Linked DNA regions of Homo sapiens: region 2 is linked to region 1. A link is an interaction called in ENCODE POLR2A ChIA-PET data of the cell type or tissue named here. Cell type or tissue: PC-9. All regions are shown on one strand. Each heading gives the region's core, and the rest is flanking DNA. Links, peaks and the distances in the headings are about the cores only.

Region 1 (8,283 bases), core at 284-8,283:
CGCCTAGGAACTTCGGGTGCGGTTCCTGCCTCCTGGCTGGCTGCTGCCCTTGGGCTGATGCTATGGCTTGCTGGTGGGGCCCTGGCTGGCCACCCTGACTCCGAATGCCATGAGGGACATGCACTTTCCCAGGATTGGCTGTGCCGGGAACCAGCGATGCCCACACACAGACATGACACCTTGGACTACGGTGGGGACCCAAGGGTACACTAGGGGGCACACCACCTGTGGACACAGGTGCACACACACGCATTAGACTTGCCGCCAGCGTGAGGGCCAAGCCTGGCTTCCAGCTTCCTCCTCCATACTGCTGTTCTAACTTGGGGGAGGGGAAGAGGAATGGGGAGGGGGCTGCTGCAGACTCAGCCCTGCACCTGTGGCTGGTCCAGCTCAGCTCCATCAGGGACACCTTGGGGCCAGTGCAGGTGGGGCTGGGCAAGCAGGTAGACCTGCTCCAACCTGCCCCTCCTGCTCCCGGGTTTGAGGCCCACAGTGTGTGTCTGTGGGGGACAAGATCCTGTGCAGATCCAGAAAGCTCTCCAAGCGGCTAGGCCCAGCCTGTGGTGTGACCGCAGGCCTGCGAGGCTTCAGACACCTCCATCCACTAACACCCCCACCCACCTAACACTGGACACTCACTCAGCTCCGTCCTCTGCTCCCTAACCCAACTCTCGGCCTTGCCTGTACCAGGAGCTCCCAGCTCCCACTTCCCCTGTGGTGGGAGGGCTCTGTGTCAGGTGAGGCAGGGTGCACTGCTTGTCTGACGGGGGTCAGGGACCCTTCTCCAGGCTGGGCCAGGGGGAGCCAGAGGCCAGTGGCTTTTTTTTTTTTTTGAGAAGGAGTCTCAATCTGTCGCCCAGGCTGGAGTGCAGTGGCGCAATCTTGGTTCATTGCAACCTCTGCCCCCGCTGGGTTCACGTGATTCTCCCGCCTCAGCCTCCCAAGTAGCTTGGATGACAGGTGCTGCCACTGCTAATTTTTGTATTTTTCTTAGTAGAGACGGGGTTTCACCATCTTGGCCAGGCTGGTCTTGAACTCCTGACCTCGTGATCCACCCGCCTGGGCCTCCCAAAGTGTTGGGATAACAAGCGTGAGCCACCGCGCCCGGCGGAGGCCAGTGGTTTTCAGGGGGTGTGACCCACAGAATTCCTCACCTTGGCTGTTCCCAACCATGACGGTTCCCCTGGTTGGAGCAGAGGCTTGGTGGGACCTTCATACTGGCAGCAGGGGGCCAGGGACCTGGGCGGCCCGCTCGCCTGCTGGCTCTGTCTCAAGCGCCCTTTTGGCCTCAAAGGGTGCCTGCCTGTCTGCCAACCACTCCACGTGGTCTCACCCCCTCCAACTACAGTCTAAGGAAAAACTGCTTCAGGCCAGGCGCGGTGGCTCACGCCTGTAGTCCTCGCACTTTGGGAGGCCAAGGCAGGCAGATCGCTTTAGATCAGGAGTTCGAGACCAGCTTGGACAACACAGTGAGACCCCCTCTCTACCCAAAACACAAAAAAATTAGCTGGGCGTGGTGGAGTGTGCACCTGGGGTCCCGGTTGCTCAACAGGCTGAGGTGGGAGGATCGCTTGAACACGGTAGGCAGACGCTGTAGTGAGCCGAGATCACGCCACTGCACTCCAGAGGCCCTGTCTCAAAAAAAAAAAAAAAAAAAGAAAAACTGCTTCAATTCTCCTCACCAAAGCCAGCACGCCCGAGGTGTCCCCATCTCAGGAAGTGACACTCCGTCCTCCCAGGAGCTCAGCCCGACGCCCCACAACCCTGCAGGCCTCCCCGCGACGCCCCCGTCCTGGGCCGGCGGAGCCCACCCCGCCTCCTGGACCCCGCCGTCCCCCTCCTAGTCTCCGGGGACACCCGGAGCTTCTGACCCCGCAGCCCCCCGGTCTCCCCTGCTCCTCGGGTGTGGCCACCGGAACACCACGGGCACCTTCGCGCCCCGACACCGCCGCCTGGCTCTGCTGATGCCCGCGCCCCCACCCCAGGCCAAGAGCCCTACCCCGCGCGCGCTCAGACTGCGCATGCGGCCGGGGAGGACCCTCGCGACCCTACCTATTGGCCCCTGCCAGGCTCGGATGCCGAACCCGCCGGGGCCAAAGCAGGCGCGACCTGCGACCGCCCGGGCGCGCGGAGCGGCGGGCAGCCCAGCCGACCCGGACCGGGTACGAACGCGCAGGCGCCCAGTCCCACCCGGCTCCGCCCCCGGCCGCCAGGGCACGTGACCCGCGAACTCCCGGGCGCGCCCAGACGCCGCGCACGCGCAGACCCAGCGCCGAGCCCGAGCCATGGCGTCCGAGCGGCTCCCTAACAGGCCCGCCTGTCTGCTCGTGGCCAGCGGCGCCGCCGAAGGTGAGGCCCGGCGGCCGGGGCCAGTGTCCGAAGAGCGTCCGCGAGGGGGCTGCCCGGGGCGGGAGGTTCGGGACACGGTGGGCGCGCGTCACGTGGCGCCGGAGGCCGAGGCCGCTGGGGGCGCCGGGCAGGGGCCGGGGGAGGGCGGAGCGGGGTCGGTGTCGGGATGGAGCTCGGGGCGGGGACGGGGGCGGGGGTGGGGTCGCGGGTTGGTGGGATGGAGCTCGGGGCGGGGTCGGGGGGTCGTGATGGATCCCGGCGCCGCGTCGCTCCTCCGAGTCTCGTCTGCCCGGCGAGGCGGCCCGGGCCCGACGTTTCTAGCGGAGGGAGCCGCGTGCCTGGGCCTGGTCTCTGAGGCCGCTGCGCTGCGAGAGGGGAGCCCGGGTGTGGGGAGGGGCCATTCCGGGAGTTGACCCAGCTCTGAGGTCGGGCGGCCGCGGGGACCCTGACCTTCTGAGCCACCGGCTTCTGAGGAGACCCGGAGCCCCCTCCTGGAGAAGGCGCCCCGCGGCCCCCGTCCTGGGGCAAGGGTACCAGGGCAGTACTGGCCTGGGGCTCACGCGGGTCGGAGCGCAGCGGGGTGCGTCCCCTGGCGCTGAGCCTGCAGGGTCTCAGGGCAGCAGGGGAGGGATGAGCAGCGGAGCACGAGGGTGCCTGGCCTTGTTCTGAGCCTTTTGGAGAGGGAAGTGAGCAGCCCAAGGTCACCGCACCACGGAGAGGTGGGGGCCGGGGTTGCGACCCAGGGGTCTGCCTCTTGAAGTCTGTAGCTCCTCAAGTGTGGACGGGGAGATGGGGCTGTGGGGTTGTGGCGTCACGATGTGCTGAGCTCCAGGGGTCCTGAGTGATGCCCCCAGACTGCGGGTGGGAGGAGCCTCGAGTGGGGTTCAGTCCTGGGGGGGTGGGTTGGGGCTTGTTTCCAGAGCAGGTAGGCGTGAGGAGGTCCGGCATGTTGAGGACGTGGGGTCTTAGCGCCAGCAGGCTGGGGGCAGCACTTCAGGAGGCCGGAAGGGCGGGCAGCTGGGGGAACAGAGCCTGCGGCAGTCTACTGGGCACTTTGTTTTTCCTCGATAAGTGGACATTTTACAGTGAATATGTATTAACTTATATAAGAATGAAGAGTCTGGGCGCAGTGGCTCACGCCTGTAATCCCAGCACTTTGGGAGGCTGAGGCGGGCGGATCACGAGGTCAAGAGATCGAGACCATTCTGGCTAAAACAGTGAAACTCCGTCTCTACTAAAAGTACAAAAATTAGCTGGGCGTGGTGGCACCCTCCTGTAGTCCCAGCTACTCGGGAGGCTGAGGCAGGAGAATTGCTTGAGCCTGGAAGGTGGAGGTTGCAGTGAGCCGAGATCGCACCACTGCACTCCAGCCTGGCGACAGACCGAGACTCCGTCTCAAAAAAAAAAAAAAAAAAAAAAAAAGAATGAAGATAAAAATGAAGCTGAGGGATTGGGCCCCAGAGTTAAAATAAATGTAGAGAGATACAGCTCACGCTACTTTGGAATAAACTTGTAAGTGCTCTCCGGCAGGCAGGGTGGGCGGGGCTGTGTCCTTCCCCTGGTAGGACAGAGGCCCCCAGAGCCTTCTGGATTGGGTGTGGTGTGTTGAGTTTCTTTTTTAAAAGTTTTTTGAGGGGCCGAAGGATGCTAGGAAGAGCTGGCGGGGGAGGGGTATAATCCCAGAACCCTTGTGAGGAAAGGGTCCCTCTGAGCGGCTTCCCTGGAAGGGGTGAGGGGGGGCCAGGACACTTCTGCGTTCTCCATGGTGCCTGAGGGCCTGAGTCCCTGGTGGTTCAGTGAGAGGATGAGCTGAACTCTGTGACCCTCACACCCGGGTTTGCCTTTCAGAAAGGTCTCTCGTGGCTCTGTTAGCACTAGGATGAGGCTGGGGTGTGGGAGTGGCATGGACAGTTGAGGTGGGCTGCATCCTCTCCCAGCTTCTGGCTGAGGCTGGAGGTGACAGTGCCAGGCTGGGGAAAGAGCCCGCCATGGGGGATGCAGGCCCGGGGATGGCCTACCGTTCTGGCAGACCTGGCTGTGCCCCTCTGACTCATGCCTTCCCAGCTTCCTTCTCCTGGACGTGAATGGGTGGCTGGCCCTGCCCCAGGGCTTCAAGTAGTCGTTCTTGGGTGTAGGGGAGAGGGCTGCTCCTCAGCGTGTTCTGGGGTCAGTCGAGGCCATGGGGGTGTCTGGGTAGCCCCCTGAGGCGGGGCACGCTAGTCCTGTCGAGCCCACACTCACTGGGACCTTCTGCAGGTGTGTCGGCCCAGTCCTTCCTCCACTGTTTCACGATGGCCAGCACCGCCTTCAACCTGCAGGTGGCCACCCCTGGGGTAAGTCCAGCCTCTCCTTCCCCACTGGACACTTGGGGTCTGTCTCCACCTCTCCGGGGGCAAGGTCAGGAGACTGCCGCCGCGGCCTGGGAGGAGTGGGGAGCCCCTGCAGTTGGTGGAGGGGTGAAGAGTCTGTAACCAAACCCTGGTGGCGTCCCCCTGTCCCAGTCCCCATTTCCTGGGCTCTGATCCCCCATCTGTGATGAGGGAGACCTTTTCTTTTCCTTTTTTTTTTGAGATGGAGTTTCGCTCTTGTTGCCCAGGCTGGAGTGCGGTGGTGCGATCTCGGCTCACCACAACCTCCGCCTCCCGGGTTCAAGCAGTCCTCCTGCCTCAGCCTCCCGAGTAGCTGGGATTACAGGCATGCGCCACCACGCCCAGCTCATTTTGTATTTTTAGTAGAGATGGGTTTTCACCGTGTTGGCCAGGATGGTCTCGAACTCCCAACCTCAGGTGACCCACCCGCCTCGGCCTCCCAAAGTGCTGGGATTATAGGCGTGAGCCTCTGCACCCAGCCCAAGGGAGACCTTTTTGCTGTGGGTCTGTGCTTCTGCACGTGTGTGAGGAGGAGACCAAGGCGCAGCCCTGGTGTGAGGGGCACATGTTTCCACTGGGAGGAATTCTCCACCCTCTGATCGTGGGGGACCCAGGGATATCAGATGTACATAAGTCATAGTAAGGATGCATTATGTATTTGTCACTGCGGGTTTTTGTTTATTTATTATGTATAAAAATTTTTGGTTGGTGGGTTGGCTAGGAAATAAACCACTGAGGCTGCTGCTGGGACAGGCTCCCCGACCCTGGGAGATCCCGTGAAGGAGGCTGGGTGGTCGGGGGCCTTTGTGCCTCAGGGGGATGCTGTTGGGTCCCTTGTCAGCTTTTTCAGGCTCCCTCTGAGCCGACAGGGATATCCCTGGTGCTGACCCTCGGCCCCTGGGCTCTGCTTCTCCAGGGGAAAGCCATGGAATTTGTGGATGTGACTGAGAGCAATGCACGCTGGGTGCAAGACTTCCGCCTCAAGGCTTACGCCAGCCCCGCCAAGCTCGAGTCCATCGATGGTAGGCCCGGGACCCACTCCTTGGGGGTGGGGTGCCTGGGACCTTGGAGGGTCAAGGGTTCCAGATAGGTTTGGGGTCTTAGTGAGCTCCCTAGCTCAGCCCCTGAAGCCCTGTGACCATTTGGGGCAGCCTCCAGCCCCACATCCTGGGCCCCAGAGTTTCTGAGCCCCTCTGGGGAGGAGAGTTGGTGAGTGTGTGGAGACAGGAAAGTCAGGGGGGCCCTTGGGAGCTGTAGCCCATGGAGGAAAAGGGACAGATGACATCACCAGGCTGGCTGGTCCCTGTGGAGGGTCTGTCCTGGCCACGCACTCGGGCCTGGTCCTGCAGGTAGTCTCACTTTGACATGTGGCTGCTACCTGGTTTGTGGTCTCCCCCCAGGTGCCCGGTACCATGCCCTCCTGATCCCCAGCTGTCCTGGGGCCCTGACCGACCTGGCCAGCAGTGGCTCCCTGGCCCGTATCCTGCAGCACTTCCACTCTGAGAGCAGTAGGTGACCCCTGGGACCCAGGGGAGGGGTTGGATGTGCAGTGTCACAAGAAATGGGTCTCCCACCAGCAGAAGAGAGGTGGGAAGACTCCAGGTAGGCGTTTCTGGATCTCTGGTCAGTGGCCACTGCAGTGGTTGTGGGCAGGAGGCAGGGACTGCCCCTTCCCCCGACACACACAGACTTTGTCGTCTCCTGGTGACCATCTTGCAGGCCTCTGGGTGGGCTCCCGAGGGTGGGTGGCCATGCCCTCCTGAGCAAGGCAGGACACCGGCCTGATTCCTTCTGGGAAAGCCTGGCATCCAGGGCTGGGCTTGGGGCTCAAGGCCAGCAGGGGTGCAGGGAGGAAGGCTGTTTGAGGAGACCTGGCAGCTGCCCCGGCTCCGGGTTGGGCTGTGATGAGTGTGTCCACTGGCCGGGGTGGACAAGCCAGCGCTCTACACAGCACCCTTTGTGTGTTGGAGTGGGGCCGCCGTCCCCAGCATGGCCTGGACAGGCAGCAATTGTTTGTGGCCACCTCAGCCGTGGGAACACACTCAGCCTTTCGGATGGAGCCAGGATGTCCCCACTGCAAGGCACAGGCATTGCCTCAGGCTACCTCCCACCTGCCCAGGGGCGTCCTGTCTAGCCGGGGAGGGGCCTTTCCCACAGTGCCTGCCAGGCTATGCAGTGGGGCTGCCGGGCAGCGTCCTAGGGTTTGGTAAACAGACCTGGAACCTCAGGACCTCCTCTCTGCGTGTGTCTCGGCTGCCAAAACCTGAGATTTGGGCTCTAAACCAGAGCCTAGTCCTGAAGCACCAGCTCCCCCGAGCAGATTCCTGATGCCAGCTGTGCGGGCTGAGCCAGGACACCCGGGTGCTGAGTCCAGTTTCCAGGGAAACCTGGGAGGAGGGGCCAGGCAGGCGGCACAAGCCTGGGGGAGCCACAAGCAGGGGCATCTGGGAGGGGCTTCAGGGTGCGGGTGGCGGGGTCCAGGGCCTCAACGCCATGTACGGCTTTCAGAACCCATCTGCGCCGTCGGCCACGGTGTCGCCGCCCTGTGCTGTGCCACCAACGAGGACAGATCCTGGGTGTTCGACAGCTACAGCCTGACAGGGGTGAGTGTCTGGAGGCCGAGGCACGCTGTGCTCCCTGCTCTGTCCTCCCCCATCACAGCCAGAGGTGAGGTCGGAGGCTCCAGGGTGAGTGCCTGGAGGCCGAGGCACGCTGTGCTCCCTGCTCTGTCCTCCCCCATCACAGCCAGAGGTGAGGTCGGAGGCTCCAGGGTGAGTGCCTGGAGGCCGAGGCAGGCTGTGCTCCCTGCTCTGTCCTCCCCCATCACAGCCAGAGGTGAGGTCGGAGGCTCCCGAACCTCTGGCCCCTAGTCTCCCGGAAGCCCAGGCCCACTCACCAGGGGACGTGGGGAGGGAGGGGCATCAGACTTGCGTGTGCAGTCAGGAGGGGCTGAGAGCCCAGCCAGGGTGTCCTCGGAGACACAGCCTTTGTCAATCTGAGGCCCAAAGGCTGTGAAGTGGGCTCTGTGGACACTGGGGGCGGCTGTGGGAGTGGCTGATCCACAGGCCCTGAGGCAGGGAGAGGTGGCTGCTGTGCGGAGGCTGGTTTCACTGGAAGTTAAACAGGCCTGGCCCCCAGCTCAGATGTCACTTCCCCTGCTGAGGGGACCCTTCCTCAGTGGGTACTCAGTGGTGCCCTCCGAGGGGTGACACCAACCCAGTCTCAGGTTACAAGTGGGCGTGACCCCTTGAGTGAGTGGTTAGATTCACTCCTGCCCAGAGGGTGCCCCGCCCCAGCACTCTGCCCAAGGGGCTCACCCCACCAAGCCCTTCTCATTCTAGTCACCTGTGTGCTCCGGTGCTGGGGGAGCTGGCCCGTCCTCCTGTAGTGGCCGTGTCGCTCTCAGGGACACCCCATGGGAAGATGGCTAGACTTTGTCATCTCTCCGCCCTCCAGCCTTAGCAGCTGTCCCTGTTATGAGCAGTGACACCCCCGGTCCCACTTGGTTGGGTGAGGCTCCCTGCCCTGACTTGACCTTCCTGACCCCTGGGGTGGGCCGCAGGGC
Region 2 (15,312 bases), core at 5,455-13,454, 120 kb after region 1:
GTGCCTCAAGCAGCGCCGAGAGGGGCTTGTGTTTCAGTGACATTTCCTTGAAGTCCAGGTATGGGGTTTCTGTAAATGAAGGCTTTTGCCTGCCTTGTTCTCCAGTGTCAGCCTAACACTCACGTGAGCCAAATAGGCCCGGCCAGACCCAAGACAGCTCAGTCACCTGTTCCGCATCAAACATCAGATTCCAGAGCCGGACTGGACCAACGTCCTGCCGTGGCCCAGTGAGCGAGGGTTGCTGGCGTCTTTGGGATACTCGGGAGCAGCCCGCCATCCCCGTGTCCCCAGGGAACTCTTCAGAGCACCCCCCAGCAGCGTGGAAGCCCCCGGAAATGCAGGCTTGGAGTCCCCCGAGGGAGCCAGGGGTGTTGTGGTGGGAGGGGCGGCCAGGTGCCCGGGACGGGGTGAGGCGGCGCCGGCGGGGCAGCCTGGGAAAAGCACAGAGGTGGCTTTGCAGTCCCACTTCAGGGGGACCCTGCCTGACCTGGGATGAGGTGTGTGGGCTTTCTGGGGCAGGGGCGGGGACAGGTTGTAAATCTGAATTTGTCTGATGCTTCCTCAGAGATCTGTATCATGGTCATTTCATAGAAACGGCAAACTCTGTCCCAGCTCAAAAAGATGCTATTAGACTAATCCTTTGATCTCTTTACGTGTGCGGCTCAGCTTTCAGATAAACCTGCTTGATGTTTTGAGGGTTTTCTCTTATTTCCGTTGCTTCCTCGAGGGAGAGTAATCCAGTCTAATTTGCATTTCTCTTACTTTTAAGCTGAGCTGCTGCGCCCTCACGGGACACAGTCATGGGGAGCCCTCTGCCCCATGGTGGGCATTGGTGAAGCCACAGTGGTCCCGGGGGCAGACCTCAAGGGTGCACAGCAGCAGCCCCTTGGGCCCTGCCTGCCCAAGCCCCACCTGGCCCCACCTGCCCTGTGTTGGGGACTTTGTATTTCAGCCTCCATGCAGGGTGACGCTGGGACTCCCCAGCTTCCGGTTCACGGCTTCAGGGTCCAGCAGGTTCTCCTGAAGCCCCATCTACCGCTGGCTTCCTGCTCACTCTCCCCTCTCCCGCTCTGTCTCTCCAGAGGAGGCCGGGCCTGTGGAATTAGGCGGCTGCTTCACCTGAACTCACTGCAGTGCCGGGAAAGGAGCCTCTGGAACTAGACCCAGGAGCGGATCTGCAAAGGCTACTCAGGGTTCTCCCAGCGGCTCTGAACCCCGAGGCCAACTCGCCCTCCAATCACCTGGCCCCTGAAGCAGGCGGAGGCCCCTGTGCACAGTGGGCCTGTGGCCCCATTTGGTTCAGGAGTGATGGTGACACGGAGTTGGCTCCATCGAGGCTCCTGGCAGCATTACATCCTCTAAGAATAAGTCATAAAGAAAGCACTCCTTGTAAGATACACGATCCACCAGGCTGCCTCCAACCACAGCCTCATCTCCATCCGGGGTGTGTCTAGGTTTTCTTTTTTATTATTATTTTTTATCATTTGAGACATGTTCTCCCTCTGTCACCCAGGCTGGAGTGCACTGGTGTGACCTCAGCTCACTGCAACCTCCACCTCCCAGGCTCAAGCAATCCTCCCACCTCAGCCTCTCTGGTAGCTAAGAGGTGCATGCCACCATGCCCAGCTAATTTTTTTTTTTTTTTTTTTTGTAGAGACAGGGTTTTGCCATGTCACCTAGGCTGGCCTTAAACTCTTGGGCTCAAGCGATGCTCCCGCCTCGGCCTCCCAAAGTGCTGGGATTACAGGTGTAGCCACCATGCCTGGCCAGTATCTAGGTTTTCAAGTTAGACTTAGTTTTATTTGCAGAAAGAATAATGAATACATTATTAACTTATTCTTTGATAGTTAGAAATTAATAGGCATTTTATATGTGATCTTATGGTCTTACTCTTGGTTGGCTGTTTCTGAAGGAGTGGCTTTGTTATCTGTAATTTGTCTAATTTAAAAATCAATTATAATGAAACCAGCATATGTGATTCACAAGGCTTTTTTCCACCTGGACCAGAGTACACCAGCTATTGCATTGCCAAAAGTAGGTGTGTTCCTGTTGTGTGATGTGCAGATGGGGGGCCCCTGCAGCAGGGAAGGCAGGCCAGGAAACCCCTTCGCAGTCTCTGCTGAGGGGCTGGACCCGCTGCTTGGGCGGGACTCCCCGCAGGGTGCTCTGCTGCAGTCTCCTCCTCTGCCCGCCTGCGGCCCAGAGAACTCTGAATGCTAATGGCAATGCCAGCTGCTTGGCAGCATGAGCTTCTTGGGGCGCCTGGGCAGGCCTGGGCACTTCTGCCCTTTGTGCCATCCGCAGTCCTGTGATTTCCTGACAGTTTCCTGAAAGCGCAGAATGGGACTTGTCGATGTCCTTGGCTGCGGAAACGCGGTGTCTTGTCCTAACCTTCTGCAACGCACACACACCTCTTCCGCAGTAATGAATGGTTTTTTGTTTTTGTTTTTGAGACAGAGTCTAGCTCTGTCACCCAGGCTGGAGTGCAGTGGCGCGTTCTCGGCTCACTGCAAGCTCCACCTCCTGGGTTCATGCCATTCTCCTGCCTTAGCCTCGCGAGTAGCCGGGAGTACAGGCACCCGCCAACACGCCTGGCTAATTTTTTTGTATTTTTAGTAGAGACAGGGTTTCACCGTGTTAGCCAGGATGGTCTCGATCTCCTGACCTCGTGATCCGCCTGCCTCAGCCTCCCAAAGTGCTGGGATTACAGGCGTGAGCCACCGTGCCCGGCTAATGAATGGTTATTTTAAAAAATAAACGTATTTCGGGATAATTTTAGGTTTACAGAAAAGTTGCAAAGTGAGCGCAGAGGGTCCCTTCTGCCACTCCGCAGCCTCCCCTCTGTAACTTCAAAGCCCACAGGGCATGGCTGTTGTAGCTGAGAAACCGTCGCTGGGTGTCCCTGTGAACTCCGGACTTTGAATTTCACTATCAATGTCCTGTTTCTGCTCTAGGACCTTGTCCCCGCTGCCACCTGTGGGAGACAGCCTCCCGTGCACCATTTGCCCAGCACCCTCAGGCCTGTGACGGTCTCTCAGTCTTTCCTTGTCTTCCATGCCCTGCAGTTCTGAGAGGGCCTGGCCAGGCAGTTTGTCCAGGTGCCCCGATCCAGGCTTGTCTTGTGCTTTCTCGTGGGGGTGGACGACAGGTTTCAGGGAGGGGTGCTGCCGCCTGTCTCACCCCACTGTGGCGTCCCTGACATCCAAGTGACATTACAGACAGCTCTGACCTTCCTCACCAGAGTCAGGTGTCTGTAGGTGTCTCCTTGGTGACAGGACTGCTTCTCCCTTTGCACATTTAGTCAGGCAGCAAGTCCACGGCCGTGGGGGGGCTTCTCCTAGACGGGAGGATCTGGAATAGCTTGGACTTGTATTTATTTATTTGATCATTTGTTTGTATCCGGATGGGCTCATTTTATATGTGTTTTAAACTCTGAGCTAGAAGGCAACACTACTTTCTTGTGAAGCACACCATCTGTCCTTGGCCCTAGGGAGCTCCTGCCGTCGGCTCCTGGGTCCCCTGATGCACCCCTTTCAACAGACTTTTCATTTTGGGGTACGTCCTGACTTCCTGGCACTGCAGGGTGCTCCAGCCTCCTCTTGCATTCCCTGCCCTGGCCCGGGAATCAGCCCCTTCTCCAAGGAGCCCCGGGTCCTTTTATTGGCAAGTCTTAAGAGAGTGAGGCCTGGGTGCCAGGCAGGGAGCCCCAGGTCCTTTTATTGGGAAGTCTTAGAGAGTGAGGCCTGGGTGCCAGGTGGGTGCCAGGTGGGTCCGGTGCTGCTGGGATGTTGTCACGTGGAGGCCCTCAGCTGCAGAGCAGGGACGAGGGTGTCACCTGTTCAGCTGCAGAGCAGGGATGAGGGTGTCACCTGTGTGTATGAACATCTCCGCAGCCACTTCTGTATCTGTGAAGAGAACATGAGTTCATGCTACTGCCTCTGACTCTAATTCAGACCCCAAAGCTCCTTCTAACCTTCCTAGAACGTTATTTTTCAGTTTAAAAAAAAAAAAAAGTTTTGCAAAGGGCATACCGCGAAAGGCCCAAGTGGTTGAAAGTCCCAGCTGAGGCTGAAGAGGCGCCTGCGAGGCAACAGGACAGGCTTCCCGTTCAGTTCAGGGGTGCTGTCCTCCAGGAACTATGCTGGGGGGCAAGTACAGGACGTCCTGGTGTGTGGTGCACAGGGACTGCTGGACACGGAGACCCGTGCCCTTCTCAGCGTGGGGGCCGCTCCCCGGGACAGTGACCACGCTCCCGCCAGCCTCCCACCCCACCTGACCTCTGTCTGTGAGGGGCTGGACCAGGGTCCTGCCTGGCCCGGCCATCCACAGAGCAACCCAGAATGTTAATAAAGCCTGCAGAAGCTGTGTTCTCCTTCGAGAAGCTTCTCTGTGGTTACAGACTTTTTAAGAAATATTTTGTCGGCTGGGCTTGGTGGCTCATGCCTGTAATCCCAGCATTTTGGGAGGCCAAGGCAGGCGGATCACCTGAGGTCAGGAGTTTCCGAGACCAGCCTGGCCAACAGGGCAAAACCCCGTCTCTACTAAAAATACAAAAATTAGCCAGGCATGGTGGCAAGCGCCTATAATCCCAGCTACTTGAGAGGCTAAGGTGGAAGCATTGCTCGAATCTGGAAGGTGGTGGTTGCAATGAGCTGAGATCGTGCCACTGCACTCCAGGCTGGGCGACAGAGCGAGACTCCATCTCAAAAAAAAAAAAAAAGTTTGTCATTTAAAGTAGAGGCACAGGCCAGGCGCGGTGGCTCATGCCTGTAATCCCAGCACTTTGGGGGGCCGACTCAGGTGGATCATTTGAGGTCAGGAGCTCGAGACCAGCCTGACCAATATGGTGAAACCCCATCTGTACTAAAAATACAAAAAAATTAGCCAGGCGTGGTGGTCCGTGCCTGTAGTCCCAGCTGTGGGGAGGCTGAGGCACAAGAATCACTTAAACCCAGGAGGTGGAGGTTGCAGTGAGCCGAGATTGCGCCACTACACTCCAGCCTGGGCGACAGAGTGAGACTCCATCTCAAAAAAATAATAATAATAATAAATAAATAAAGTAGAGGCAGGGGGCAACCTAAATTAGCACCAAAATTCCTCCTAATGCTCCTGTTTTCTGAAGTGAGTGACTGAATGTCGGAGCTCTGAATGTCTTACAACTGGAAAAATGTTAAAGATCACGTTTGCGAAGGAGGGAGGCAAGCATCAGAACAGAACCTCGGAGCAGGTCTGCACGCGTGCAGGGGCCGTGGGGCCGCGCTGGAGTCGTTTCCTGTGCTGCTCTGTGCTGCTCACAGACGCTGCCACTCACCCACTGGCCACGGCCCCTCCCGCAGCTGCGGATGATCTGGGCGCATAGCGGGCGTGCAGGTCGCGGCGCCAAGGCCTCTCCTAGGCCCAGTGGTCTTCTCCGTCTCAGAGAGCATTGACGGCGGAGCTCACAACTGTCAAGCACCTTAGTCATGCCGCAAACATTAATCATTGACAGCATGTTGACCTATGCGCTGATTAAAAAGAAAAGCTCCAATAATGTAATTCCAGGAGAAAGTACACAAACCTCTGGTGGCATCTTTTCAATCCACCACAGAAACCAGCTCAGGTGGGGCCGTGGGGGTGTTGGCTGGGGCACCGCCGCAGCAGTTTGGGACACATGCCTGCCACGGTGCGCCCAGGCTGATGCCCACAGCCCTGCTCAGGAGTGTTGGGAGCGGTGGACTCCTGAGTTTGATTTTCTGTGCTGGCCTGGCTGGAGTGAAGCTCCTTGGAGTTTGGAGAAAGATTTCCATGCTGATTTCCCTTTGTTTTTGTTTGTTTGTTTGTTTGTTTGTTTTGGAGACAGTCTTGCTCTGTCGCCCAGGCTGGAGTGCAATGGTACAATCTCGGGGTTTCACCGTGTTAGCCAGGATGGTCTCGATCTCCTAACTTCGTGATCCGCCCACCTCAGCCTCCTAAAGTGCTGGGATTACAGGCATGAGCCACTGCATCCGGCCCTGATTTCCCTTTTTTTTTGAGATGGGAGTCTCGCTCTGTCACCCAGGCTGGAGTGCAGTAGTGCAATCTCGGTTCACTGCAACCTCCGCCTCCTGGGTGCAAGCTATTCTCCCACCTCAGCCTCCCAGGTAGCTGGGATTACAGGTGGCCACCACCACACCCAGCTAATTTTTGTATTTTTAGTAGAGACTGGGTTTCGCAACGTTGCCTGTGCTGAACTCCTGACCTCAGGTGATCCACCCGCCTCGGCTGCCCAAAGTCCTGGGATTACAGGTATGAGCCGCTGCTCCCGGCCCATACTGGTCTTCCAGTGAATGAATGTAGGGGGCAAACTGCACTGAGGCCAGGAAAGAGCTGATTCTGGAGGTGACAAGAACGTTCTGAGCAGCACTGGGGCAGAGGCGCAGTCAAGAGTCCAATGGGAGCTGGGCGCAGTGGCTCACGCCTGTAATCCCAGCACTTTGGGAGGCCGAGGCAGGTGGATCACGAGGTCAGAGGTTCAAGACCAGCCTGACCAACATGGTGAAACCCTGTCTCTACTAAAAATACACAAATTAGCTGGGCGTGGTGTCAGGCACCTATCATCCCAGACTCAGGAGGCTGAGACAGGAGAATTGCTTGAACCCAGGAGGCGGAAGTTGCAGTGAGCTGAGATCGCACCACGGCACTCCAGCCTGGGCGACAGAGTGAGACTCCATCTCAAAAAAAAAAAAAAAAAAAAAGGGGGTCCAATGGGGGGAACTTGGGGCCTCCTGCCTGCACCTGCCTCTGTCCCCGGTGTCTCAGGGGCTCTCCACGGCCACGTCACTGACTGGCCTGTTGTGTCCTTCTTGCAGCAGTCCTGCGTTAACTGCGGCCGGGAGGCTATGAGCGAGTGCACCGGCTGCCACAAGGTCAACTACTGCTCCACCTTCTGCCAACGCAAGGTAGGTCTCACCTACACCAGGCTCAGTGCCCCCGCCTCCTCCCTCGCTACGAAGACCCCTGGGTGGCCCTCCCTCCCCTTGTGCTCCTGGTGCCACACCTGACTCCCCTCCCTGTCCCTCCCTCTGGGAATCCGGGGCTCCTGCCTGGCTCCGTGAAGACCCTGCAGAAGGCTCACATGTGACATGGCCAGGTAGTGCTCTCATGTGAGGCCCCACAGTTGGTGGCCGGAAACCCTGAGGGCTGCTGGTCAGTGCTTCCCAGCCCTCCACACCCCTGCACAGCCACGCAAGAGAGACTGTCCACAGTTCCATTATTGAGCCCTCCACACCCCTGCAGAGCCACGTGAGAGAGACTGTCCACAGTTCCTCTATTATTCAGCCCTCCACACCCCTGCAGAGCCACGCAAGAGAGACTGTCCACAGTTCCTCTATTATTGAGCCCTCCACACCCCTGCAGAGCCACGCGAGAGAGACTGTCCACAGTTCTTCTATTATTGAGCCCTCCACACCCCTGCAGAGCCACGCGAGAGAGACTGTCCACAGTTCCTCTATTATTGAGCCCTCCACACCCCTGCAGAGCCACGCGAGAGAGAGCGTCCACAGTTCCTCTATTATTGAGCCCTCCACACCCCTGCAGAGCCACGCGAGAGAGAGACTGTCCACAGTTCCTCTATTATTGAGCCCTCCACACCCCTGCAGAGCCACGCGAGAGACAGCGTCCACAGTTCCTCTATTATTCAGCCCTCCGCTCCACAGAAATTCAAGAGAAATTTTGTAGGCTACAAACGGTAGTTCAGGATTGTATAACTTTGTCTACCATAATCAGAGTACTCGGGAGCATTTAGTCACTCTTTTTTTTTTTTTTTTTTTTTTTTTTTGAGACAGAGTCTCATTCTGTCACCCAGGCTGGAGTGCAGTGGTGCGATCTTGGCTCGCTGCAACCTCTGCCTCCCGGGTTCAAGCGATTCTCCTGCCTCAGCCTCCCGAGTAGCTGGGATTACAGGCATGCGCCACCATACCTGGCTAATTTTTGTATTTTTAGTAGAGACGGGGTCTCACCACGTTGGGCAAGCTGGTCTCGAACTCCTGACCTCAGGTGATCCACCCACCTTGGCCTCCCAAAGTGCTGGGATTTAGAGGTGTGAGCTACTGTTCCCAGCAGCTTTACTAATCTTTTTGATGGTTTTTTTTTCTCATATTTATGAGAGATGCTGGTCTATATTTTGTCCTGTGATGTCTTTGTTTCATGTTGGTGTCAGAGCAACACTGGCCTTTCAGATCAATTGGGAAGTGTGCCCTTCTGCCCTCCTTCTCTATTTTCTTTTTGAGACAGTTTTGCTCTGTAGCCCAGGCTGGAGTGCAGTGGCAAGATCTCGGCTCACTGCAACCTCTGCCTCCCGGGTTCAAGTGATTCTCCTACCTCAGCCTCCCGAGTAGCTGGGATTACAGGCATGCACCTCCACCCCCGGCTAATTTTTATGTTTTTAGTAGAGACAGGGTTTCACCATGTTGCCCAGGCTGGTCTCAAACTTCTGGCCTCAAGTGATCTGCCTGCCTCGGCCTCCCAAATTGCTGGGATTGCAAGTGTGAGCCACGGCACCCAGCCTGTGTTTCATCTTTATTCAGTTCGAATATTTTATGCAGTTGAAAATATTTGCCGTGTGATTTTTTTCTGTGACCTATGAGTTATTTGGAAGTGTGTGCTGGATTCAGGAGTAGATCTAAAAAAGAAGTATGCTAATTTCAAATATTTCTGGATTTCTTAAATGTACCTTTATAATTAATTTCTACTTTAATTACATTGTGGTTCAAGAACATACTTAGTGTTTTTCAGTACCTTTAAATTTATTGAGATTTGTGTTAGGGCCTAGCGTATGGTCTTATCATGGAGAGTGTTGCTTGTATATTCTGCTCTGTTGGGTGGAGTATTAGATATCAGTTAGGTTGGTTGATAGTATTGTTCAACTCTTTCATATTCTCACTGATTTTCTCTATTTGTTCTACCCCTTATTTAGAGTGAAGTGTTGAACTCTCCAGCTATTACTGTTGAATTATCTGGTTTTTGTTTTTGTTTTTGAGACGGAGTCTCGCTCTGTCGCCCAGGCTGGAGTGTAGTGGCGCCATCTCAGCTCACCGCAAGCTCCGCCTCCCAGGTTCACGCCATTCTCCTGCCTCAGCCTCCCGAGTAGCTGGGACCACAGGCACCCGCCACCACGCCCGGCTGATTTTTTGTATTTTTAGTAGAGACAGGGTTTCACTGTGTTAGCCAGGATGGTCTCGATCTCCTGACCTTGTGATCTGCCCTCCTCAGTCTCCTTTCAAAGTGCTGGGATTACAGGCGTGAGCCACCGTGCCCAGCTGAATTATCTGTTTTTATCTGCCATTATGCCTGTTTTTGCTTCATTTATTTTGGGTCTCTGTTGTTAGGTGCATGTATGTTTAGTTTATAATTATCATTCCTGATGAATTAGCTCTTTTATCATTATAAAACATCCTTCTTTGTCTCAATAAGTTTTTTATTTTTTATTTAATTTTTTTTTTTTTTTTCTTACAGAGATGGAGTCTTACTATGTTGACCAGCCTGGTCTCCATCTCCTGGCTTCGGGCGATCCTCCCATGTCAGCCTCCCAAAGTGCTAGGATTATAGGCATGAGGCACTACACCAGCCAACAGAAGTTTTTATATTAAAATTTACTTTTTCTAGCTGGGCACAGTGGCTCACGCCTGTCATCCCAGCACTTTGGGAGGCTGAGGCAGGTGGATCACCGGTCGGGAGTTTGAGACCAGCTTGGCTAACATGGTAAGACCCCATCTCTACTAAAAACACAAAAATTAGCCAGGCGTGGTGGCGCGTGCCTGTAATCCCAGCTACTAGCGGGGCTGAGGCAGGAGGATTGCTTGAACCTGGGAGGCGGAGGTTGCAGTAAGCCAAGATCACTCCACTGCACTCTAGTCTGGGCAACAGAGCGAGACTCCATCTCAAAAAAAAAAAATTACCTTTTCTGATAGTAGCATAGACACTCCACCTGTCTTATGGTGAATGTTTGCATCTTTTACTTTTGAGACAGAGTCTCACTCTGTCACCCAGACTGGAGCGCAGTGGCATGATCTTGACTCACGGCAGCCTCTACAGATACACGCCCCACGCCCAGCTAATTCTTTGTATTTTTAGTTGAGACGGGGTTTCGCCATTTTGCCCAGGCTGGTCTCGACCCCTTGGACTCAAGTGTTCCACCCCCGCTTGGCCTCCCAAAGTGCTGGGATGACAGGCATGAGTCACTGCGCCCAGCCTGCATCTTTTTAAAAAAAACCTTTTTGGCTGGGTGCAGTGGCCCACACCAGTCATCCCAACACTTTGGGAGGCCAAGAGGGGAGGATCTCTTGAGCCCAGGGCCAGCCTGGCCAACAAAGCGAGACCCTGTTTCTATTTTTTAATTAAATAAACATATAAATAAACAAACATCTTGTTACTTCTAATTTTGTGTCCTTGGCTCTTAAGCATTCCCTTAGAGACAGAATGTGGTTGGATCTTAGGTTTTAATCTAGTCTGATAGTCTCTGCCTTTTTTTTTTTTTTTTTTTTTTTTTTGAGACGGACTGTCACTCTGTCCCCCAGGCTGGAATGCAGTGGCTCCATCTCCACTCACTGCAACCTCCATCTCCTGGGTTCAAGTGATTCTCATAGCTCAGCCTCCCAAGTAGCTGGGATTACAGGCTCCTGCCACCACACTCAGCTAATTTTTGTATTTTTAATAGAGACGGGTTTCACCATGTTGGCCAGGCTGGTCTCAAACTCCTGACCTCAAGAGATTCACCCGCCTCAGCCTCCCAAAGTGGTGGGATTACAGGTGTGAACCACCACACTAGTCTCTGCCTTTTGATTGGAGTGTTTAATCTACTTTTTTGTTTTGTTTTTGTTTTTGTTTTTGTTTTTGTTTTTTAGACAATCTCACTCTGTCGCCAGGCTGGAGTGCAATGGCACGATCTCAGCCCACTGCAACCTCAACGTCCCGGGTTCAAGTGATTTCCCTTCCTCAGCCTCCTGAGTAGCTGGGATTATAGGCATGAGCCACCACGTCCAACTAATTTTTGTGTTTTTAGTAGAGATGGGGTTTCTCCGTGTTGGCAAGGCTGGTCTCGAACTCCTGACCTCAGGTGATCCACTCGCCTCAGCCTCCCAAAGTTCTAAGATTACAGGTGTGAGCCACCGCACTGGAACTCGGCCTGTTTTGTTTTTTGAATTGAGACAGAGTATCACTTTGTTGCCCAGGCTGGAGTGCACTGGCGTAATCTCGGCTCACTGCAGCCTCCACCTCCTGGGTTTAAGGGATTCTCGTGCCTCATTCTCCCGAGTAACTGGGACTGCAGGAGTGTGCCATCAGACCCGGCTAATTTTTGTACTTTTAGTAGACACAGGGTTTCACCATGTTGGTCAGGCTGGTCTTGAGCTCCTGACCTCAAGTGATCCGCCCGCCTCGGCCTCCCAAACTGCTGGGATTATAGGTGTGAGCCACCACACCCAGCTGTTTTGTTTTTTTTTTTAAGTGGGGTCTCTCTCTGTCACCCAGGCCAGAGTGCAGTGGCACAATCTCAGCTCAGTGCAACCTCCGCTTCCCGGGTTCAAGCAATACTCCTCCTTCAGCCTCCCAAGTAACTGGGATTACAGGCACCCGCCACCATGCCCGTTTTTGTTGTTGTTGTTGTGTGTGTGTGTGATGGAGTCTCGCACGGTTGCCCAGGCTAGAGTGCAGTGGCGCAATCTCGGCTCACTGCAGCCTCTGCCTCCCGGGTTCAAGCGATTCTCCTGCCTCAGCCTCCCAAGTAGTTGGGATTACAGGCATGCACCACCATGCCAGGCTAATTTTTGTATTTTTCGTAGAGAGAGGGTTTTGCCATGTTGGCCAGGCTGGTCTTGAACTCCTGGGCTCAAGTAACCCTCCCACCTTGGCCTCCCAAAGTGCTGGGATTATAGGCATGAGCCACTGCGCAAAACCTAATCTCATGTTTAATGTAATTATCAATGTGAGTGGATTTGTGTTTATATTTGCAGTTTATGTTTCATGTTTTGCTCCTCTGTTCTTTCACTGCCTTCTTTTCTGTTAAATGTGTATTTTCTAGTTGTGTTTTCTAGTGTACCACTTCAATTCTTTTGTTGAACATTTTTAAACAGTATCTTTAAAGTTGTTATTTTCTTACTGCTATAGGTATTACAATATACATTTTAATTTATCTCAGTTTCAGTAGGAGGATAGAATTTCCTCAAGCAGGGAAAGTGTACTGCAGAGGCTGAGTGTATACATTCCTGGCAAACACTATTTGGGCCCCAATATAAGCACTTACTGAGCTCCTTTCACCTACAGAACGAACACATCCCGTTCTTTTAAAAGCTGCCTTCCAGCCGGACCTCCAGCCCAGGACACCCTGTCCTCAAGCCTCCCTCAGATCCTGTTCTTTAAAAAGCTGCCTTCAGCTGGGCACGGTGGCTCACGCCTGTAATCCCAGCACTTTGGGAGGCCGAGGCGGGCGGATCACGAGGTCAGGAGATCGAGACCATCCTGGCTAACATGGTGAAACCCCGTCTCTACTAAAAATACAAAAAAATTAGCTTGGCGTGGTGGTGGGCGCCTGTAGTCCCAGGTACTCGGGAGGCTGAGGCAGGAGAATGGCATGAACCCGGGAGGCGGAGCTTGCAGTGAGCCGAGATCGTGCCACAGCACTCCAGCCTGGGAGACAAAGGGAGACTCCGTCTCAAAAAAAAAAAAAAAAGGCAGTGATAATTTTAAAAATTAATTGTAGAGGACTTGGTATGTACACAAAAGTATACACGAGTTTATGCATGTTATGAAGCCCCAACAGGAATCCCCTGCTCCCAGCACCGCCTGGGTCAAGTCCACCCACCTGCTCCCAGCACCGCCTGGGTCAAGTCCACCCACCTGCTCCCAGCACCGCCTGGGTCAAGTCCACCCACCTGCTCCCAGCACCGCCTGGGTCAAGTCCACCCACCTGCTCCCAGCACCGCCTGGGTCAAGTCCACCCACCTGCTCCCAGCACCGCCTGGGTCAAGTCCACCCACCTGCTCCCAGCACCGCCTGGGTCAAGTCCACCCACCTGCTCCCAGCACCGCCTGGGTCAAGTCCACCCACCTGCTCCCAGCACTGCCTGGATTGAGTCACCTACGTGCTGTGGTGGCAACACTTTTCTTTTAATCCTTAACTTTGGAAAATGTGAGACGTGCACATGAGTTGGATCGCCCAGGAGAGGCCCGTCGCCCTCACCTGTATCAGCTGCTTTAGCGCCTGCCCTCCTGGCTTGTCCCCCTCTCTCTTTGGGCTGAGGGCTGAGCATTTTAAAGCAAGCCCCACGCATCATTATTTTCATTTGTGAGGCCTGGATCACTGTAAGTCAGATTTGGATTGTGTTTTAATTGGATTTTTAGTCACTGTTTTTATTTCATTACTTATTTTTGGTTTTTATTTGTTCGTTTGTTTTTGGTTTTGTTTCTGTTTTTGAGACAGGGTCTGGCTCTGTCACCCAGGCTGGAGTGCAGCGGCGCGATCTTGGCTCACTGCAACCTCCACTTCCCAGGTTCAAGCGATTCTCCTGCCTCAGCCTCCCTAGTAGCTGGGGATTACAGGCACCCGCCACCACGTCCGGCTAATTTTTGTATTTTTAGCAGAGACGGGGTTTCACCATGTTGTTCAGGCTGGTCTTGAACTCCTGACCTCATGATCTGCCTGCCTTGGCCTCCCAAAGTGCTGAGATTACTGGCATGAGCCACCGTACCCAGCCTATTTTAGGTTTTCTATAGACAGGGTCTCGCTTTGTCACCCAGGCTGCAGTCCAGTGGTGCCATCACGGCTCACTACAGCCTTGATCTCCTGGCTCAAGTGATCCTCCTGCCTCTGTCTCCCAAGTAGCTTGGACCACAGGCATGAGCCACCACACCCAGCTAATTTTAAAACATTTTTTTTTTTTTATAGAGATAGGGTTTTGCTATGTTGCTCAGGCTGGTCTCCAACCCCTGACCTCAAGTGACCTCAACCTCCCGAAGTCATTGTTTTTACAGTCTGTGATGTTGGCTTTTCTCATTTATTTGTATCAGGCACTTTCATTGTTAGCTTCTTGTGAATTTAACCATTTTTTTCCGTTTTTCAAAAACTGAAACGCTAACTTCTAATTCTGGCTTTTCAGATAATGATTTTTTTTTCAAAAGTGTTTTAGCATTATACTGTAAGAAGCATCACATTGATGTTTAAGATGGAAAAATTTGCTTTAAAAAAGAACTGAGTAGTTCTGATTTTAAAAGTCAACCCTGGGCCTTTGCCTCTTTGCTGGAAGAACCTGATGGAAGCTTCTGTAGCTCAGAGTCAACACTGATGTGCGCCCTCTCTCCCTCCATCTGCACAGGCCCCAGGGAGTGGCTCAAACCTGTAGACCAGAGAAGGAAGCATCTAGAACTCCTGGGGGCCTTGTCCGCCGCCCACATCCTCTCACGGGGGGCAGCTCCCATGAGGGGTGCAGGCCCCTCACCCCACACAGAGTCTCGGCAGGAACCGGAACCCTTCCTGGTTGCCCCAGAGTGGAGGCCCGGGAGGGGCGGGCGGTGGGTCTGCACCCGATGCTGCAGTTTGCTGATGTATGTGCTTTCATGCTATGTAGATTTATAGTCTATTACCAGGTAATTTTAATTTTTTTTTTTTTTTTTTTTTTGAGACGTAGTCTCACTCTGTCGCCCGGGCTGGAGTGCCGTGGCACAATCTTGGCTTACTGCAACCTCTGCCTCCCAGGTTCAAGTGATTCTTGTGCCTCAGCCTCCCAAGTAGCTGAGATTGCAGGTGCGCATGACCACAGGCGGCTAGTTTTTGTATTTTTAGTAGAGATGGGGTTTTGCCATGTTGGGCAGGCTGGTCTCGAGCTCCTGGCCTCAGGTGATCTGCCCACCTCGGCCTCCCAACATGATGGGATTACAGCCGTGAACCACTGCGCCCGGCCTAATTTTGCTCTTTTATTATAATCAGCTGGAATTCTGCTCTCTAGGGAATAACTCTGTCACCATTTGGAAGCATTTATTTCTGCTCTGTGTGTCATATACGTACCTATCACGCCCCCGTGCACGGAGCTGCCTCTGTCTGACGAGGCCGTCTCAGCTTCAGCACCTGGCGCTTCCTCTAGAGCTCTGCTCCATTCCGAGGTGCTCGACGTAGCAGGGAGGCAGAGCCTGGTTCTGTGTGCTGACCTCACAGGAGCTGTGGCTTCTCCCAGGCACCATCCCCCACCTCCTTTCTCTGCAGCCACGGGCTGGTTCCAGTTTGCTTTTTCATCTTTGCCATTAAAAACAGAACTGGGGCGGGGCGCAGTGGCTCACACCTGTCATCCCAGCACTTTGGGAGGCCGAG

What was found. Peaks named below come from ENCODE experiments on the same cell type or tissue, not always from the same donor. Only the 100,000 strongest peaks of a DNase experiment are listed, where the experiment ranks them.
Region 2: POLR2A ChIA-PET joins it to region 1 with 14 read pairs; 8 of 35 experiments call an interaction of 5 or more read pairs at or near these places.

The regions. Positions count from the first base shown.
Region 1 is chr11:771,465-779,747 of GRCh38, reverse strand. It overlaps GATD1 (glutamine amidotransferase class 1 domain containing 1), which reads left to right and starts at 2,261. Exons shown (of 8, transcript NM_182612.4): 1 at 2,261-2,349; 2 at 4,606-4,682; 3 at 5,635-5,740; 4 at 6,119-6,226; 5 at 7,227-7,321. The coding sequence starts at 2,286. LOC124900301 reads right to left here and starts at 2,170. Exons shown (of 2, transcript XM_047427954.1): 1 at 2,053-2,170; 2 at 1-1,631. GATD1-DT (GATD1 divergent transcript) reads right to left here and starts at 2,170. Exons shown (of 2, transcript NR_126343.1): 1 at 2,053-2,170. RefSeq lists silencers at 1,761-1,860, 1,911-2,620, 2,631-2,840. In PC-9, for the core only: no CTCF peak of the experiment used is centred there; DNase peaks (open chromatin) are centred at 2,227 and 4,427; H3K4me3 peaks cover 3,505 bases; H3K27ac peaks cover 276 bases.
Region 2 is chr11:645,567-660,878 of GRCh38, reverse strand. It overlaps DEAF1 (DEAF1 transcription factor), which reads left to right. Exons shown (of 12, transcript NM_021008.4): 11 at 6,828-6,917. It overlaps LOC124902603 (a long non-coding RNA gene), which reads right to left and starts at 5,856. Exons shown (of 2, transcript XR_007062543.1): 1 at 5,312-5,856; 2 at 1,775-3,905. In PC-9, for the core only: no CTCF peak of the experiment used is centred there; no DNase peak of the experiment used is centred there.